2 separate regions of the Homo sapiens genome follow, and region 1 is linked to region 2. A link is a loop called in an ENCODE intact Hi-C map of the cell type or tissue named here. Cell type or tissue: A673. All regions are shown on one strand. Links, peaks and the distances in the headings refer to the core of each region. The heading gives the core; the rest is flanking DNA. Region 1 overlaps PSMD12 (proteasome 26S subunit, non-ATPase 12). Region 2 overlaps HELZ (helicase with zinc finger).

Region 1 (5,378 bases), core at 295-5,294, 140 kb after region 2:
GATACCATATCGGAAGCCTGTAAGGGTAAAAATATATTGAAAGTTAATGGAAGAATGTTCAATGAAATTAATGGTAACTGAGCTTTCCCCTGTAAACTACTCACAGTACGAGTCTGCTTTTCCAGAGAGAGAAGGGTTTCAATGACTTCTTGAAGTCTTCCTTCCTAAAACAAAAGATGAAAATGAACAATAAAAAAACACACAAAATGCAAATAACTAGTCTAAAATGAAATGGTTTTGACACAGAAAAGGAAAAATCAACAGCCTCTTCTAGAGGAAAAGGACTACCCATAACTAGTTTTGTTTCTCTCCTTTTCATGATAGTGCTTCCTTCTCTAGTGGGTTCCATCAGTCAGTGGTTCCCTACTTGAAGCCCATAAGCTATTTTTAATATTTTTAAATGCCTAAGAGAAACTGAACATATAACAATCATGTAACACCTAAGAAAACATCAAGTCTTTGTTTTGGATTCTAATTTATCAACTCAGTGTGGTAACACCTGTTTATCTTGTTCTTTTTTTTTTTGAGACAGAGTCTCACTCTTTCACCCAGGCTGAAGTGCAGTGGCACCATCTCGGCTCACTGCAACCTCCACCTCCCGGGTTCTAGCGATTCTCATGCCTCAGCCTCCGGAGCAGGTGGGACTACAGGAGTGCCCCACCACACCCGGCTAATTTTTGTTGTTTTTTGTAGAGATGGGCTTTCACCATGTTGGCCAGGCTGGTCTTGAACTCCTGACCTCAAGCGATCATCCCACCTCGGCCTCCCAAAGTGCTGGGATTACAGGCCTGAGCCACTGCATCTGGTGGATCCTGTTCTGATCAGAGACTCTAAGTGGTAGTCACATGTGTCTTTAAAGAATAAAAACAGAGGCCAGGTGCAGTGGCTCATGCCTGTAATGACAGCATTTTAGGAGACCGAAGGGGGCAGATATCTTGAACTCAGGAGTTCGAGACCAGGCTGGGCTACATGGCGAAACCTGTCTCTACAAAAAAATACAAAAATTAGCTGGGCATTGTGGTGCATACCTGTAGTCCCAGCTACTCTGGAGGCTGAAGTGGGAGGCTGGCTTGAGCCATGGAGGTGAAGGCTGCAGTAAGCCAAGATCGCACCACTGCACTCTAGCATGGGCGACAGAGTGAGAACCTGTCTCAAAAAAAAAAAAAAAAAAAGAAAAGAAAAAAAAGAAAAAAAAAGTAGGAAAATAAATGATTCCTTTATGAAGTTACCGTCACCCTAACAGATATTTTAAAATACAGAGTTCCAAGGAGAAATAAAAAGAATGCTTGGAGCTAAAAGACAGGAAACTATGGTTTAATTTTTCAATGACTTTAAGAATAAATTAGTAATCATGCTTACCGGAAATGAAGGCATCTGAGAACACCCACACATGCTATCCTTAAAGTCATGCTCTTGAGCAGATACTGATTCAACTGAAATACAGTTTCTGACAACTTACACTAACCTCTCCACATCTCTAACTCAGATGTAAAAATAAAACATTCTCCCTAGGCTATATATTTAGAGATTGGAACAATAAAACTCAAATAATATAAACATAAATGATAATACACCAGGAGTAAAACAAGTTATCCTATTAGGAACCACACATTTTGATAAAACCAAAACCAACATACAGCACAAAAACTGCACTCATTGGCCAGGCATGGTGTCTCACGCACTGTAATCCCAGCACTTTGGGAGGCTGAGGTGGGAGGACACTTGAGCCCAGGAATTCGAGACCAGCATGGAAAATAGGGGCAGATCCTGTCTCTACAAAAAATTTACAAATTAGCTGGGCAAGGTAGCCTGTGCCTGTGGTCCTAGCTACCCAGGAGGCTGAGGCGGAAGAATCACTTGAGTGCAAGAGTTTGAGGCTGCAGTGAGCTAGGAATGTACCACTGCACTCCAGCCTGGGTGACAGAGTGAGACCTGGTCTCTAGATAAAAAATTTTTAAAATGCATTTATTTAACATGCTAATATTAATAACTATCATGTAAATATCTCTGACAATAAATTGAAATGAGAAGAGTATTGTTTAAAAATTGTTTTTCTAACCAAAAATGAATTTTTTTTATCTTAATAACATTCATGGATGATACGTGAGTACTATCCTTTTCTACTGATGAAAGAAACTTATTAAATAGCTTCTGAATTATGGGCATAAATAATGTTTTGACTTTTTAAAATACTGCTGCCATATTTTTCCAAGATAGCTTTTAAACATGCATGAATCTTCCATGCGGCACAGCATATATACTGCATGGCCCGTCTGAACTTATTTTAATTAAATCTGAAATATGTGATTCTTAACATATTTTAACAACGTTTCCTGTTTGGAGAGCCCTAGTTCTCCTTTCTCTGAAAGTTCTATAGATTTATATATATAATAAATACTGGCTAAATGTTCATCAGAGGAAAAAAACAATGAACAAATCTATAAATTCTCCAAAGTTGAAGGCTAATAAATCCTAAAAGATGAAAGAATCTTAGAACTAGAAAGACGGCTAGGCATTATTTAATTCAATCATTTCATTTTAGAGATTAAAAAGACTGAGGACTAAACAGCTTAAAATGACTTGCTTAGCCACAAAAGGAAATGAGCAGCACTAGATCCGGGGCTCCTGCCTCAAGCTCCAAAGCTCTCTCCACTAGAGTGCAGCGCTTCCCCTACTGTACTAGTTTAAATCTCACCTTTCGCTTTGATCAAAGTCATCTCTATGGTTACTATCTGGCAACAAAATGAAGGGCAAAAATAGTTAAAATGCAAAATACTATTTAATGACAGTCACCCATCACATTTGCAATTACTATTAGTCACGTGACTGTGATCAATAAAGTGTGGTTTAATATATGGTATTCTAATTCAGAAGCATGGGTATTAAATTGCATCATACATGTGAGAGAATCACACATTGGCCTAAAGCCACAGTCTGGAGTATCAACAAAACATTAAACGTCATTTTCTTACAAAGGCATTTTTGGATAACACTCTCTAAAAATCAGTAGTCACTTAGTACCTCTTCCTTTCATACTCAACCATACTGACTCTACTCTGCAATTACCCCAAACTATATTCTATTTTGGTGTTTACTGTCTTTCCAATCTCAGTAGAATGCGAACTCTGTAAGAGCAGGGATGCCATGTCTATACTGTTCATCACTGCAGTTCAGTGAGCTGCATCACACCAAGCACATGCCACTGCTTCTGCAGACACTATGGTCCATCCTTCCATCCTTGTATCAGTTACTGATGCACATAGCTTACCTCCTAAGTGGTCTACAAGTTCCTTTAGGGCTGGATCCTCGTTTACTTGTCACTTCTCTTTGCACCAACCTCCATATAATACGTGTTGAATGGATTGGCACTCACCTGATCTGTATTCAGTTGATCTCAATGGCTTACGATTCCTGATTCTTACTGTCACAATAAGCAGGATGTGACAAACTATACCGTTGACAATTTAGTGCTATTTGAAGGACACTACCATCATTTCATTTAATACAATTTCCAATTTTCAAATCATCCCCCTTTTTTCTCCCAATCTTCCACATTCTACCCTATGGCTAAACATCCTCCTCTTTTTCCTGTCTATTCACTCAGGTCCTGAAATTCCAACTCCTTGATGCTGCCTTTCAACTCAGAGGAACAAATGGTTAGAAAGCTATCCAAAACCAACCTGTTAGAACATGTGACTTCAGTGACTCATTTTCCTCATTAAAATAATCCTTGTAAATGATGTAAGCGACTAATGAGTTTGTTCAACATCAATGTTGAGTATAAGTTCTGTTTGCACCTCCTTTAATTCCTGAATGAATCCAATCTTTCAATGATTTGTTACACAACCTAAATAAGAAAGAAAAAGGCTAATAAAAAGTCACCACAGCCAGGCATGGTGGCTCACGCCTGTAATCCCAACACTTTGGGAGGCCAAGACGGGCAGATCACTTGAGGTCAGGAGTTCAAGACCAGCCTGGTCAACGTGGTGAAACCCCATCTCTACTAAAAATACAAAATTTAGCCGGGCGTGGTGGTAAGCACCTGTAATCCCAACTACTTGGGAGGCTGAGGCACAAGAATCACTTGAACCCGGGAACGGGAGGTTGCAGTGAGCTGAGATCATGCCTCTGCACTCCAGCCTGGGTGAAAGAGCGAAACTCGGTCTAAAAAAAAAGTCACCACAAATAGTTGAAATTTAAAGCCAGTCCAATACTCCCCCTACATAGTCCAACTTTTAAAGTGACCTATTCCTTAAAGGGGTCTCTTTTGTTTAAGCTGTTAACAATGTAAACTGTTTTACATTTCACTTGCTCTTTTTGACATTAACCATAAGAGGCTGAAGGTGACCAAAAGAAATGAAAAGACATTAAGCCAGGTACAGTGTTGTGCACTACCAGCTACTCAGAAAGCTGAAGCAGGAAGATCTCTTAAGCTCAAGAGTTTGAGATCCCTGTATCTAAAAAAAAAAAAAAAAAAAAAAAAAAAAAAAAAAAAGGAAGGAAGGAAGGGAGGGAGGGAGGGAGAGAGAGAGGAAGACATTAACATTTAGGCCTAGTGTTCCATTACTGGAACGCTAAGCTTGTGGGAGTTATTTATATCCTACTGCTCAAGGTCATCGCCAAGATCTGATTTTTCACAAAAAAGATTTTGCAACCTGCAGCACAAATGGGTTAAGAGGAAGGAGAATCAAAGGATACATTCAATTTAAGAATGTAAGTAGTCCCCAAATAACCATGTGCCAAATACAACATAATCAAAAAGAGAGAATGAGAAACCCTCAGTATATTAAGAACTGCTAAATACCATATCTTTACAGTGCAGAAAAGGCCCTCCTTAATTTTTAACTCCTGAATACAAGGCAAAGAGATAACCATCATCAAGAACTAGTATCACTTTTACTAACACCCCATCATCCCGACACAGGGTGCTTACACACCAATCACAGAGGCGGTAGAATGGTTAATTTATACAGGCTCTGGCTGGGCGCGGTGGCTCACGCCTGTAATCCCAGCATTCTGGGAGGCTGAGGCGGGTGGATCACAACATCAAGAGTTTGAGACCAGCCTAGCTAGTATGGTGAAACCCTGTCTGTACTAAAAATACAGGCATGGTAGTGCACGCCTGTAGTCCCAGCTACTGGGGACGCCGAGGCAGGAGAATTCCTTGAACCCGGGAGATGGAGGTTGCAGTGAGCCGAGATCGCGCCACTGCACTCCAGCCTGGGCAACAGAGCAAGAGTCCATCTCAAAAAAAAAAAAACAAAAAAAACCCAAAAAAAAAACAAAAAAACAAAAAAAACCCACTACAGGCTCTGCAGCCAGACTGCTCAGGTCTAAATCCCAGCTGTACTACCATATTACCTTGAGTAAAACACAAG
Region 2 (5,378 bases), core at 244-5,243:
TGTTCCCCTACTAGAAAAAGTATCATAAAGAAGAGACTTTTCTTTCTCTTTCATCAATATATATAACAAGAACCTAGAACAGTGTCTAGTACACAGTACATACTCAATAAATACTTGTTGAGTGAGTGCATAATCCAAAATGCCCTAAAGTAGAACAGTTTTCAAGGTTCAAAAACGTAGTTACCTTGCCATCAAATATATTCAGCAATCACCAGCCACTTCACTCACATCTCTTTGGCCCAGAATTAGCTATTTGTATCGTCACCCCTCAATGAAAAAGGCCATTTTACATAGTTCAGCATTGGCTTATTGACAGTGTTTACTCACCAGTTGCAAAAATGAGGCAATTCTGTAGAGAAGACTCTCGATTTTGATGCGTTCTATTTCCAATGGACAAGGCCCTGTGAAGTCTGCCATGGAGTACTGGCCAAGAGAAAGAAGGGCCTCTGTGCAGTGCTTGAGGGCCATTTCATAGTCCTGCCTCTTAAGTGATTCACATGCTTGTTCACATGACTTTTCAGCTCTTCTGTCTTCCATGACTCAGGGACAAAAATCCTACAGACAGGGAGAAAGAACAAGAGAAGGTTTTTTAAACTTATTAATTATAAATTCTAGCCCCATTCCTATCTCAGCTGGCTTAATTATCTATCTGAATACTCTCAGCTAGCCTTTTGATCAAGGTCACAGCTAAGCAGCAGCTATTGATGCTACAAAATCTATACTTCTCTTTGATATTTTATGAAGTCTTTACTAAGATTCAAGCAAAATGTCAATCATAAGCCAGGATCATACCAACAATATAACAAATTTATAAATGAGGCAAATTTAGAAATGAAACATGACTGTGAATACCGCAAAGTATACAACAAACCATAAAGGATCCCCTTTCTTAACCAAAGGGACAGAAACGTTTCATATCCAAATCTCCAAATTTCAGTTTCCTAATTTCAGTCTCACAGTTCTGTGACCATGATTGCAAAAAACCAAAATCTATACCATGCAGGATTATTTCCCACCAATTAAAAAACTGGTTGGAACTGTATGAACTGTCCATTAATTCAATTCAACAAACATTTCTCGAGGGCCAGGCCCTGTGCTAGCAGCAATGAATGCAAAGACAGGGCATGTCATCTCTGCTTTCAAGAAACTCAGATTCTAGCAAGACAGGCAAAGCACAAATGAACAATTACAAAAAAGACTTATTCCATCTGCCTAAAGGCATGAGCTGATTGCAAAAGGTGAACAGGAGTTCACCATACAGATGACAGGGAGAGCAAATGTGAGCTTTTCAGAGAGACGAGTTCAAGTGAAATCACCAAGGGGAGAAAATACACAGCCTAAACTCAAGGTACATCAGAGGAGTAAGAGAAGCTATGAATGACCTCAAATGCCACAACAAGAAGCAAGGGTTTTATTCCACAGGCAATGGAACACGATGAAATTTTTTAAATACGGAAGGAATCTATCAAACATAAGTCCTACCAGTTCTATAAAGAACTGGTTAGAAATAGAAGAAATCACAGCTTGCCACAGGGGAAGAAATGGCAAACATTGCCATTAGTAAGAGATCACTAAAATAGTCCAAGTAAGAAATAGCAGGAGTTTACACGTTGTTTCTCCCTAGCTATAACACTCATGGCAGGGGTGGAAAACTTGGACACAGAAGACCGACATCCTTTGACCTGACATTCACAATACTGCTCCAAAGAGTCACTCTTGCTGACCATCTCTGTCAAACTTACAGATTGCTTTCCGTGCCTGCATCCACCTTCTCTCTCTCCTGCTCCTCCCTACCTTCCACCTTAACCGCTGGCCTTACGGTACTTCTTTGTCCCTTCCGCCTGCCTCCAGCCTACATATATGTTCTCTGCCAGCCTTCTCGGCTTTTATAATGACACATGGGCCCTGCCCTCTCCTCGCTGTGCTGTAACCATCTGCTGCCAATAAACTGCAGTGCAAGATGAGGGGAGAAAAGTCATTGATGGGCAGCTCATAGAGAGCAGCAGGAGGCAAGATGACAGACATCTGAAGAGGTCTAAGCCCCTTCAGCTTTTGAGATTCTTGGTCTACCAAAACAGTAGAAATAGCTAGGGAATGAGATAAGGGAGAGTTCAAAAAGGACTTCAACAGTATTTGTCAGCATTTGTTCAATATTGGGGATTTACACATGTGGTACAATATAACATTCCCTACTTTTCTCAGTTTGGAATTTTTAATTTTAACACTTTTTTTTGAGACAGGGTCTCACTCTGTTACCTAGGCTCGAGTAGAGTGGCACAATCACTGCTCACTGCAGCCTCGACTTGCCAGGCTCAAGCAATCCTTCTAACTCAGCATCTTGAGTAGCTGGGACTACAGGCATGCACCACCATGTCCCGCTAAATCGTTATTTTATTTTATTTTTGTATTGACAGGGTCTCCCTATGTTGCCCAGCCTGGTATCAAAACTCCTGGGCTCAAGCTGTCCTCCCGCTTCAGCCAACCAAAGTGCTAGGATTACAGGTGTGAGCCACTGCACCAAGCCTAAACTAACACTTTTAATATAAAAAAAGAAGAAATTTAATTGTGTTATTAAGATAACTCCCCCCCCCCCAAAAAAAAAGAGTACTGTATTCTTGGTCTTTTACATGGTTTCCCTTTAAACTTCCTCAGCTTTCCTTCAGGGAGGCTGTAATTCCCAGTTTAGTTTAAGGGTAAGGGGATTTAAATAAGACACAGTTGGTATGCATGCCTGTTACACAAACATACATTGATGTGGGTGAAATCAATTGTTCAATAAAAGTCAAAAATAATTTCTGTATCACTACAGCAATGTTGCCCATTAGACAAAGAGTGGCATTACAAAATTACTAACTCATGATATAGTCCAGATATAAAATATCAACACTATTAACATTTTGGGCTCAATAATTTTTTGCTGTGGGCCATTCTGTGCATTGTAGGTTATTGAGCAGTCATTATCCCTAGTCCTCACCAGCAGATGTCAGTAGCACGTCCCCTGACTTGTGACAACCAAATATGTCTCCAGTAAATGTCTGGAGAAGGCAAAATCAGCTCTAGTTGAGAACTACTAATATAGACAAGCATACACTGCTTGCCAGATAACAGCAACACAAGATTCATAAAGTCCATGGATACCAGAGGCCCTAGAATTAGCAAATCTTCCCTACAGAACTCCCAGCCCACATCCAGACCAATAATACAAAAAGAAGTCGTAAGAAAACAAAGCTAATAATGCACCAGCTAAAATCTTTCTTAGGAATGAGTATAGCACAGTGATCCAGAGCACAGACTGGGAACCAGAATTCACCAGCTGCACCACTCTCCAGCTGCATAGCCTGGGGCAAGTGGCTTTACATGGATTATTTCAACTTGCTCACCTCTAAACTGGGAAGACAACTAATACCTACCTCCTAGGGTTACTGCAAGGATTAAGTGAAATAATACCTATAAAGTACTTAAAAGAATGCCTGGGACATAAGTGCTCAATAAGTGTTAGCTATTATAATGTCTCTAAAATTCCTTATTTTCACTTTATATAAAGTTTTTTGTTGTTGTTGTTGCTGTTTTTTGTGTTTTTTTTTTTTTTTTTAAGAGACAGAGTCTCGCTGCGCAGCCCATGCTGGGAGTGTAGTCGTGCAATCATAGCTCCTGCTGCCACACACTTGGGAATCATCCTCCTTCCTTGGCCTCCCAAAAAGCTGGGACTACAAGTGCATGCCACCACAACCGGCTAATTTTTTTTTTATTTTTTTGTAGAGACAGGGTTTCAATGTGTGGCCTAGCCTAGTCTTAAACTCTTGGCCTCAAAAGATCATCCCAACTTGGCCTCCCAAATGCTGGGATTACAGGCGTGAGCCACTGTACCCAGCCTACATAAAGCTGAAATCACTTTACTGATCTCAACATACAATACGGTATAGACAATGAAGTATTATTCTATGTAATTACTTTACCTACTTGACAGAGGATTTTCACCTATTTTCTCCATCTCAATACACTGGTAATGATTATCCAAAGAATAGCCATTGGAGAAAAAAGTATATCTGCAAGTCACTGACAAGGACTAGCTAAACCGTAAATCTGGCTATGAGGGATGATCACAAAGATTAATATCAACAATGATTCCCAAACATATTAGCCAGGGAGAGCTCGGTAACATTAATATGTAAGTAGAGATTAAGCGCAGAACTATGAATTTCAGGAGCTTTGAGAGGAAATGACTCAATTTACGACCCTTCCTCAGAAGTGGATATCTACCCCAATTACCTTTGTTAATCAGGGCCTGATGACTAGTTTCCAAGATCTACCTGAATCACAGTAGGGTCACTTAGCTGTAGTGTGGAACTCAATACAACGCATGCTCCGTTCAGCTGTTTTGTCGAGCTTTTCAGAAAACAGCATGACCTTACTGCACCCACTCCTTCTGAAGAAGCTAAAGTGGTTTATCAAGCATAAAAGCAAAACTGTCTGTCAAAGTCAAAATGAGAAAACATCTCAGGCCATGCTAAAATGGACTATGGATAATACGCAGTGAGAGATCTAGAAGTACTTCTAAATGAGGCCAGCTCCCAGATACACTTCAAGAGTGTAGCTGACACCCCTGCCTAGGACACATCGATACATCTGTATCTATTGTATGTGATCCTGCTACCTGAACGTAACAGCCAGATCCAAGGGCAGATACTGACTAAGTGAGGCCGGGCACGGTGGCTCACGCCTGTAATCCCAGCACTTTGGGAGGCCGAGGCGAGTGGATCATGAGGTCAGGAGATCGAGCCCATCCTGGCTAACACGGTGAAACCCCATCTCTACTAAAAATACAAAAAAAAAAAAAAAAAAATTAGCCTGGCATGGTTGCGGGCGCCTGTAGTCCCAGCTACTCGGGAGGCTGAGGAAGGAGAATGGCATGAACCCGGGAGGCAGAGCTTGCAGTGAGCCGAGATCGCGCCACTGCACTCCAGCCTGGGCAACAGAGCGAGATTCCGTCTCAAAAAAGAAAAAAAGAAGATACTAAGTTGGGTCTCTAAGGATTTTTCCCACAGGGACAGAGTGGCCCAGGGAATGGAAGTCGCTGGAGCTGAGTCACATTAAGCACATTAAGCACACCAATGTAGGAAGAAGCATCACATTCGCCCATTGCTGAGGTCCGCCCCATCTGTCTTGACTCTTTCTCTTCCTGTTAAAAATTATCCAAACTTGGCCGGGCGTGGTGGCTCACGCCTGTAATCCCAGCACTTTGGGAGGCTGAGGCGGACAGATCACCTGAGCTCAGGAGTTTGAGACCATCCTGGCTAACAAAGTGAAACCCCGTCTCTATTAAAAATACAAAAAATTAGCCGGATGTGGTAGCACATGCCTGTAGTCCCAGCTACTCG

The links. A loop is a pair of places that touch in the nucleus more often than their neighbours do. Peaks named below come from ENCODE experiments on the same cell type or tissue, not always from the same donor. Only the 100,000 strongest peaks of a DNase experiment are listed, where the experiment ranks them.
Region 1: a loop joins it to region 2, with 2.3 times the contacts of the local background. A loop is called at or near these places in 6 of 110 quality-filtered maps.

What each region holds. Positions count from the first base shown.
Region 1 is chr17:67,357,415-67,362,792 of GRCh38, forward strand. PSMD12 (proteasome 26S subunit, non-ATPase 12) reads right to left here. Exons shown (of 11, transcript NM_002816.5): 2 at 105-164; 3 at 1-17. Among named protein-coding and RNA genes, the nearest start is that of PSMD12, 6.5 kb to the right of the region's middle. In A673, for the core only: a CTCF peak has its summit at 2,645; DNase peaks (open chromatin) are centred at 1,367, 1,766 and 2,647; H3K4me3 peaks cover 514 bases; H3K27ac peaks cover 4,439 bases.
Region 2 is chr17:67,218,268-67,223,645 of GRCh38, forward strand. HELZ (helicase with zinc finger) reads right to left here. Exons shown (of 33, transcript NM_014877.4): 4 at 328-555. The coding sequence starts at 537. Among named protein-coding and RNA genes, the nearest start is that of HELZ-AS1, 24 kb to the right of the region's middle. In A673, for the core only: a CTCF peak has its summit at 2,973 (motif pointing right); a DNase peak (open chromatin) is centred at 2,994; H3K27ac peaks cover 420 bases.